3 separate regions of the Mus musculus genome follow, and regions 1 and 2 are each linked to region 3. The links are chromatin contacts, found by Hi-C or POLR2A ChIA-PET in ENCODE. All regions are on one chromosome and are shown on one strand. Each heading gives the region's core, a stretch centred on a gene start or an enhancer-like site at or near the end of the contact. The rest is flanking DNA. Distances are from core to core; before and after follow the strand shown. Region 1 holds the start of Zfp212 (Zinc finger protein 212). Region 2 holds the start of Zfp398 (zinc finger protein 398). Region 3 holds the start of Zfp282 (zinc finger protein 282).

The links. A loop is a pair of places that touch in the nucleus more often than their neighbours do. ChIA-PET counts read pairs that join two places held with the same protein, here RNA polymerase II (POLR2A).
Region 1: a map of heart shows a loop between it and region 3 (6-fold over the local background). The contact joins the promoter of Zfp212 here to the promoter of Zfp282 in region 3. A Hi-C loop is called at or near these places in 10 of 37 maps with a recorded cell type or tissue (adrenal gland, gastrocnemius, heart and 1 more). POLR2A ChIA-PET finds 5 or more read pairs at or near these places in 2 of 5 experiments (Patski and embryonic stem cell).
Region 2: a loop to region 3 is called in a map of heart, with 6 times the contacts of the local background. The contact joins the promoter of Zfp398 here to the promoter of Zfp282 in region 3. A Hi-C loop is called at or near these places in 12 of 37 maps with a recorded cell type or tissue (adrenal gland, gastrocnemius, heart and 1 more). POLR2A ChIA-PET finds 5 or more read pairs at or near these places in 3 of 5 experiments (Patski and embryonic stem cell).

What each region holds. Positions count from the first base shown.
Region 1 is chr6:47,919,277-47,922,155 of GRCm38, forward strand. Zfp212 (Zinc finger protein 212) reads left to right here and starts at 1,292. Exons shown (of 5, transcript NM_145576.2): 1 at 1,292-1,473. The coding sequence starts at 1,450.
Region 2 is chr6:47,834,370-47,837,210 of GRCm38, forward strand. Zfp398 (zinc finger protein 398) reads left to right here and starts at 1,292. Exons shown (of 6, transcript NM_027477.3): 1 at 1,292-1,551. The coding sequence starts at 1,528. It also overlaps a transcript of Zfp786 not described here.
Region 3 is chr6:47,876,082-47,878,842 of GRCm38, forward strand. It overlaps Zfp282 (zinc finger protein 282), which reads left to right and starts at 1,474. Exons shown (of 8, transcript NM_146175.3): 1 at 1,474-1,755. The coding sequence starts at 1,591.

The DNA of each region.
Region 1 (2,879 bases), core at 42-2,541, 43 kb after region 3:
CTGATTGACACGGTTATGGAGTCAAGCAGGAATTTGATCCAAACAAAGGCAACAAACAAAGATAAAATGAAGGCACAGACACACCCAGACTGCTGTGGGGGGCTTAAATGAGTCAGCGCTTTTAAAAAAATTATTATTATTTTAATATAAATGTAGGTTTTTAAGTGCCTGTTAAAACAGATGCTGAGAATTTTTTTTTTCAGCAGGCCATCGGCTTGGGTTCTAGAGAAAGTTGTTAGTTGTAGTCAGTGTAGACAGGGATCATTTGCAGAAAAATGAAGAAGGGACCAGTCTAGTGAGAGTACTTGAATTCTTAGAGGAAGCTATTCACACTTAGTGGAAACTCATGTCATTCTCACTCAGCATGTCCAGGACAATGTAATGGAAATGAGGCATTTGAGTACTGCAAGTACTGGGTTTGGGGGTGTTGTTTGGATCAATGTCTCTTTAGATATTTCTGGCTAGTCAAAAACTCACTATATAGCTGAGGCTGGCCTCAAACACCTGAGCGCTGGGGTGGTAATGATGTGGCCAGATGTTTCCAAGCCAGAATGCAGAACACATTGCCTCTAATACCCTGGCACCCTGGCATGAGGACTAGGTTATTTATTTAGTTTTTTTGAGACAGGGTTTCTAGCCCTGGCACTCACTCTGTAGACCAGGCTGGCCTCGAACTCAGAAACCCATCCACCTCTGCCTCGCAAGTGCTGGGATTAAAGGCATGAGCCATCACTGCCCGGTGAGGACTAGGTTAATTATTTGTGATTAAGGCTATCTTGAATTCTGCAATGCAAGTGATTACCATAATTAACACTCTATAATGGATTGACCAGAAAAAGCCAAGTCATAGGTGAGCATGGAAGAAAATCACTTGCCTATGAGAATTCACCTTTTCTTTAGCTTCAGCTGTGTTCTTCCCTCACAGAAAAGGGTGTACACATTTGTACACATTTTTTAAAAATTATTTTTATTTTTGACAATTGCATGCAAGTCCAGAACGTATGGTGTTCACATCCACCCCCATTAGCCTCCTTTTCTACTAGTCCCCACGCTCTCCTCCCTACGCCTTTCTCTCTCTCTCTCTCCTTCCCGCGCCTTTTTAAACTTGCACATATTTGAATCTCTTAAAGCATTTCGCGGAGTGCAGGACTCAAATTCAGAAAATGCTCTTGATTTTGAGAATCCTTACGCTTACACCCCACACTCAATGACTGAATTTCCAGGCTGCTGTTCCCCTTCCAGGAGCACAGTGGCGCAACAGAAATACCGCGCGGTAGGAGGAGCCGCTGCCGCTCTTCTTGGGGGTGGGGAGCGCTCCCAGAATGCACCTTGTATCAACACGGCGGCGGCGGCGGCGGCGGCGGCTTCCAGGAGGGTGAGGACGTCTGGCGGAGCGGCGTACAGTTCGAGCAGTATCCCGCCAGTCGGTGTTGTGGGGCGACTGCGACCATGGCGGAGTCGACGCCTACTCGGGTAAGGTGCTCCGGCCGGCTCGGGAGGGCCTTGGGGGAGACAGCGCCCTGCCCGGGGCGGGGCTTGAGGCGCTCGGTCGCAGGCTTGGTTTCCTCCGCGGCCGTTGGCGCCGGCGGATGCTGACTTCCCTCCCGGTACCCTCGCCCTCCGCCCGCCCGCCCGCTCGCTTGCTCCCTGGGTCCTTCTGCGTCAGGCTCAGAGCCCGGATGCTCTGCGTCTTTCCGCAGAAACTTCTGCGAGGCTTTTTGAATTGTTTGTGACTGCGCCCACATATTTTCCTGCTTCGTGCCAACTAGGGACTCGTTTTCTGAGTTGGAGTGAAGGCGCGGGATAAAACCCTGGGTTTGGGTTGTTGCCTTTGAGCTCAGCTACGGAAGACCCCAGGACTTAGGGCTTCTCTCCGACCAGTGGGGCTCTGCTCCGGTTGCCATGTTCTGCCATAGCTATCTGTACTGAGTTTGCAGCCACAGGTTGAAGCCTTCTCTCCTTGGGGACTGGTGTATTTGCTGTTTTTGTTTGTTTGCTTGCTTGTTTTTTGTTTTGTTTTGTTTTTACAAAACTGTGGGTGCGCATTGTTATCCGCTTACCGCCTCTTCCAGCTGTCTCTCTTTTCAGAGAATGTGAAGACACTGAAAATTGGTTTGAGGAATATCTTCCGTAACTCAGCGTTCATCTATCTATATATTCAGTGCATGGTCTTCGGAAGGCAGTCTATGCTCACTTCTCTAGGCCTTTGTCTCCTTAACTTGAATTGAGAATGTTGAGTTCCTTGTAAGCATTTTTACGTTTTTTTTTTTCTGGCTCCAGTCTCCTCATACTGTGTCACAGTAGAGGTTAACATAGGAAAATAGGATAGATGGACCTGAACTGGCTTTTCACTGTTGAGACAGAGCCTCACAGGCTGTCCTTAAGCTGATGACAATCTTCCCGACTCAGCCTCCCCAGTGCTAAGTTTACAGGTGTAAGTCATTCTGCTGGGGTTTGTTTGGTAGTGGTTGTGCTTTGAGGCAAACTCTCATGTGCCCCAGCCTAGCCTATCTGAGAATGACTGTAAACTCCTACCTCTGACTCCCAACTTGCAGATATTACAGGCATAAGTATTTTTCTTGTCTTTTTGTTTTGTTTAGTTTTTGTTTTTTAATCTTTCAAAATAAGGTCTTACTTTGTGCCCTGGCTGCCTGGAACCAGTTAGGTAGACCAGGCTGGCTCTGAACTTGGAGCAATCCTACTTGTGCATCCAGGTGTAAATAAGAGACCAGGAGTTAAACAGACCCCCTGCAGGGTAAGCAGATAGGGAGAGAGGCCTTGGCTAGGCAGACAGATTTCCAAGATGGACATTATCTTCCTGATGCTCCTGACTTGAGGCAAGACTGGCAGCTTAAAGCAAAGGCTTTTTAGTCTTTTGT
Region 2 (2,841 bases), core at 42-2,541, 42 kb before region 3:
TGTTTTGTTTTGTTTTGTTTTGTTTTGTTTTGTTTTTTGTTTTTTGTTTTTGTTTTTGAGACAGGGTTTCTCTGTGTAGCCCTGGCTTTCCTGGAACTCACTCTGTAGACCAAGCTGGCTTCAAACTTATACAGATTCACCTGCCTCTGCCTCCCAAGTGCTGGGACTGAAGATGGGCATCACCACTGCCAGGCCGAAGGCCACATTTAAAAATTATGTCTTTTAATAATAAAATCACTAATTATTTTCCTGAGGTCAATTATTTCTCTCTATCTCTGTCTCTCTCTTTCTTTCTCCTCCTCTTCTTTCTTCTTTTTCTAGTTCATTCCATTATAGTGATGTTCTAGTTTAGAGAACGGTAGTTTTAACTCCCAACTATGCACCATCTGACCACAGTTCATGCTCAAGTAGACTCAAAGTATACACAAGATATTGCTTTGTATGTACACTATAAAGACTCACAGTACACTCAAGTGGTAGTGGCCCAGCAGGAAGATCCCTATACTGTGGGGGCACTATAGACAGTCTACTGTTGAGGGCATTGAATGGATTCATTTCATTTACTGAGATAAATGTCTGAGAAGACTTTGGTTCATACATGTTTGAAAAAAGAGAAATACTGGAAAGTTATGGCTGTGTGATTATCTTTCTGCCACACAAGCTGTTAAACACACAACTCTGTCTTTTGTTGGTCCTTAGTCCAGATCCAGCAAATCTAACCACAAGCTTTATTTCTGTTGGCTCAAGTAGTCCACTTGTCGGTGCTGGTGAGTGAGCTCGGCAGAGGATCTGGGTTTGGCTCACAACTGTGTGTGTAGCTCCAGTTCCAGGTTATCCTGCATCCTATTCCGGCCTCCATAGGCAGTAGACATCCAAGTGTAGAGAAACATTTATACATATAAAATTAAAAGAAACAAATCTTTATAAAAATTCTACTTCTCATCCAAGCCCAAGTGAGACAATAATCAAAATAATCAGAATCTCTGGTGCCAATACAAGTCATATTTGTAATTTCTACGAACGATATAACTCCATCATTCCCACCTAGCTCACTCTGGTAGCCGATTACACTATCGTCCAGCCTGGACACCGCTCCCTGGCTCTTAAACTATGTAGCATCTGCTGGGTCTTCTCAGATGGATGGGAAACCCGAGTAGGTTGGATCTGCGTTCACCAAAACTCTTTTCTCAGAAGCTGACCTCTGGGAAGGCGCTCCGGATGCGGGGGCCGCCAGGGGGCGCGCTGTCCCGGGAGGACCGACCGGAGGGGGGCGCGTCTAGGCCGGCAGAGCGCCTGCAGTACTCGCTGCCCACAAAGCGCCAGCTGAGGGGCGGCTGCAGCCGGTGCGGCGTAGGCTGCTCGCTACTCAGCTCCTCTGCGTCCCAGCGCCCCCGGAAGCCCGATTGCCGCGCGAGTCCTGTCAGAGCGAGCAACGCGAGACCGCTTCTCGCCGTCTGCCGAGAGCACTGAGCAGCCGGGCCTGCGTGTGGTGGCGACTCCCGGGACAGGACCGGGCAGCGGAGGGCCATGGCTGAGGCGACCGCCGCTCCGGTAAGGGCGCTGATGGACGGGCGTCTCTGTCACCCGGGCCTCGGGGGAGGCGAGGGAGCTGGGGACGGCAGCGGGCCTTGTGGCCCGCGTGGGTCTGCGGCTGTCGTTTGCCCCGCAAGGCCACCGCGGACCGCAGCGCCGGGCGACGCCGCGGGACCAGGGTCTGCAGTTTCTAACCTACACGCGCCGCGGTGCTCCGCGTCAGCCCGCGGAACGGGGAAGTGGGCTCGAGGTGTTTTTGCAATCCACCAGCCATTCTGTACAGCCGCGAGAGCTGTCGTTGCTAGGTGCGGCAGGACAGTCACCTGCGTGGCGGGGAAGGTAAAAGCCAAGGTGTGTCCTTATGGACTGCGTGAGGACAGACAGCCTCGCGCGCCCGGGAGGGCAGGCTGTGGCGCCGCGGGGACCTTGGAAGGCCGACCGAGCGCAGGCTTAGCCAGTAGTGCAGTCGTGCGTGTGCTTGTTTGCTGCAGGCCTGCAGTGGGCCCAGCCGTGCATGCACCAGAGATGCCAGGGCTACCAGGACAACCCGCACAGTCCCTGCACACAGCCATTAAGGAAGAGGGGATGGTCGTTTAACAGAACGTTCTGATTGGAAAGTATTGCTTTTGTTTGCCACCTAAGAAGGCTTTGGTCAGCTCAAAGAGACTTTTTAAATAAGTCAGAAGTCAGGCAGGTCTGCAGAGGAGTAGATAGGAAGTAAAAAAGAAAGAAGAAACCAGGGGAGCAGCGGGGAGGGGCGGGGAATGGAGTAGAGGGGAATACCCTTCAAGTTTAATTTTCCCCCAACCCTTAAAAAAGATAGTAGAGCCCATGGTGTATGCTATAGGTATATGCCATGCTGAAAACTGTCACATACTTTTAGTTCTCTAGTAGTCATGTTTAGGAGGTTAAACCATGATGGTAACATGGTGGCTCACAGAGGAGTTTAAAATAGGAGAATCAGAAATTTTAGTATATGCTTGGCCAAATAGCCAGAGTGTGTGTCTTTAAAAAAAGAAAGAAAGAAAAGAAAAAAGTAAAAAAAAAAGTAAAAAGAAAGAGGAAATTAATTTCAGTTAATTCAGTGAAATGTTATTTAGCTCAAAGTATAAAAATATTTTAATAGTAATATTATAAAACTATTAATGAGATTTTAAACACAACACATCTCAATTGAACTGAGCACATTTAAAGTCCTCAATAATCACTTGGACTCAGTGACTTTGGTACTGACCAGGGCAAGACTGTTTTATGAAGAAGAATTTGGAAATACTGATATTTTTAATTTTAATTTTAAGAAATCTTTTT
Region 3 (2,761 bases), core at 224-2,723:
TACAATACTGTGAACTAGACCCCCAGCCTAAGCCTAATCTCTGCTACACAGTAAAAGTGTGAATGGCTGTGTGAAAGTCTACCTGCGAGGAAACTGGATTAGACACACTGTGTTGTTGTCTTTCTGTGTAAAAAGGAACATTGATATGACTCACTACATACTTAAGGAGGGACATAGTAATCATTTTATCCTGAGGACATAGCTTAAACACTTGGGACTAACTTAGTCCTCTGTTTCTCATTTCTAGAAAAGAGAATATAGAGTTGATATCCCATAGGTCAGAAAATGTCTTCTCAGATGTGGGTTGCCAGTAGAAAAGCATTTGCCTGGAGCTTCCCAGGCTGGGCTTACTCGGTTCCTCTACTAATAGTGGACGTGATGTTTACAGTGAGATATATGCACTTGCATGCATGCACAACTTGTAACCAGGAAACGGAAAAAAAATCACTGACTTCTGGAGCATAACCTTCATAGAGGATAATATGAGTCTATGAAATACTCATTCATATATCCTGGAAGCATACCTAATAAAGCACTCGATAACTGTCCTTCTGAAGATAGCCCCTCTGGCACCCCACCCTTCCCCGTAGCTTCATATTGTTCTCAAGTTTAAGTGTAGTAGAACTCATGGCTTCCACCAGGTCTGACTTTCCACAAGGTGATAAGCCTTAGAGAGCTCAGTCCAGACAAGATAAGGACTGGCCATTTAGGAAGACAAAGTGGACAATATGCTACAGATAACCTACAGGGATTTATCTTTGATGGGTAATTACTTTTTTTTTTTTTTAGACTGGCCTGGAACTAATTATGGAGACCAGGCTGGCCCTAAACTCCACCTACCTCTACCTCTCAAGTGCTAGGAATAAAAAGTGTGCACACCACATCTAGCAAAAGTATCTGGGAGCCTACTATGTGCCAGGCATTAGTTCCTAATTTTTCAACATTAAAATAAGACAAACATAACACCCCACCCTATTTATATAGAACATAGGAGGTTCAGAGACAGTAAATGTTAAAAAAAAAAAAAATCACAGCCAGTGGCAATGTTGCAATTTAAACCGAAGAAGAGTATGCAAACCACAAAAAAACCAACCAACCAACAACAACAACAAAAAAAAAACCAAACAAACAAAAAAACCCCACCTTATGCCTAAGCAAAAGCTGACACATAGTAGGTGTTCAGAAAATATTTGGGTAAAATTTTTACAAGGGTGAGGCACCATTTTCTCCTGGGATGTCCAATGCATTCCTAGAAGTAACAGAAAGCAAGCCCCACTGTCCAGGCCGCAGCTTGGGACGTGAAGATCGACCACCCCAGCCAGACCTAGAGGCCGGCGGTCGCCGTCAGATTTCTTTGGGGGAGGCGGTGGCCCCCAGCCTGGAGTGGCCCCCGTCCAGCCCTGCAGGCGGGCAGGAGCTCCGAGGCCATTGGCTGGCGCGCCGGCTGCGAAGGGCGGGGAGCGCCACCGAAGGGGACTGTTTGCTCCTACGGGCTGTAGATGGAGCTGTCCGGCCCCGGCAAGGGGGAAGGCGCCTGGAAAACGTTCTTCTTCTCCCTGGCCGGCCCGAGCGGGGAACAGCACTCCCAGGATGCAGTTTGTGTCAACACGGCCGCAGCCTCAGCAGCTGGGCATCCAGGGTTTGGGGCTGGACAGCGGGAGCTGGAGCTGGGCCCAGGCTCTGCCCCCGGAGGAGGTCTGCCACCAGGAGCCGGCGCTACGCGCGGAAATGGCCGAGGGAATGCCGCCCATGCAGGTGGGTGCAGCGCCCGCGGGCGCCATGGCCGCGCCGCTGCCGTGGGGGCGGGGCGGGGCCGGGCCTCGGGGAGCCTCGCGGCTGCCGGGGCCCCGGGCGAACGGCGGAGCGGGCCTGGTGCAGGCCCGGAGCGCCAGGCCCTGCCGCGCTGCCACGGTGCCGCTGTCCGGGCCGGTGCGGCCGGGACCCGGGGCCCGCAGGATGCGGAAGCCGGGGCTGTGTTGCCCGGGACCTAGCGCGGTAGTGGCCGCTTCACTGAGCAGGGACTCGGGTTCCTCTTGGCGTCCGACCCGCCTGGGTTTGCGGCAGGCCTATTCCCGGCCCACAGAGGGAACAGTTTAACCATGTTTACACTGTAGCCAGTTTAATAAAAGGGTTTAAAGCTGTTTTATTGCTGTCTTTTTCCGACTATAAAGAGCAGCCCACTTTTCCTCTGTAGAACGGATGAGCCAGGGAAGGGACTGGGAGGGGACTTTGTCATCTTGGGTTGGCAAACTTGCCTGCATATTGGAATCGCCAGAGCAGCCTAAGACAACTGACTACGCCCAAACCGCATCCCCGAGCGTTGTCTTGGGGTCCTGGGGGTGAGAGAGAAGGCTCCAGTTGTTTCTTTAGGCTCCGTAGGAGATCTCAGGGTGCCTAGGACTTAGCTGGCACGGCCTTGGGTATACAGCACAAGGAGAAGGGTTAACGTGGTTTAACATCATTGTCTCAGAAGGGAGACTGAGTTACCTGAAGACTGGACTCTGAAGAAGCCACCCCTGTGTTCCCATTTGATTCTCAGTCAGGACTTAAGACTTGACAAGTCAATATGAAGACCTTTGGTTGTTTTTGAGCAAAATGACCAACTGTAGGTCTTCAAACCTGCGGAAATGCAACCAGCCTCAGACTTCCTACACTTCCATTGTCAGTCTTATCCCCTTCTCTGAACAAGGCCCCGGTGAAGCCTCCATAAGCCCAGTGGATGGCACTGACAGCCATCCAGCCACCAGGACCCAGCAGGGGC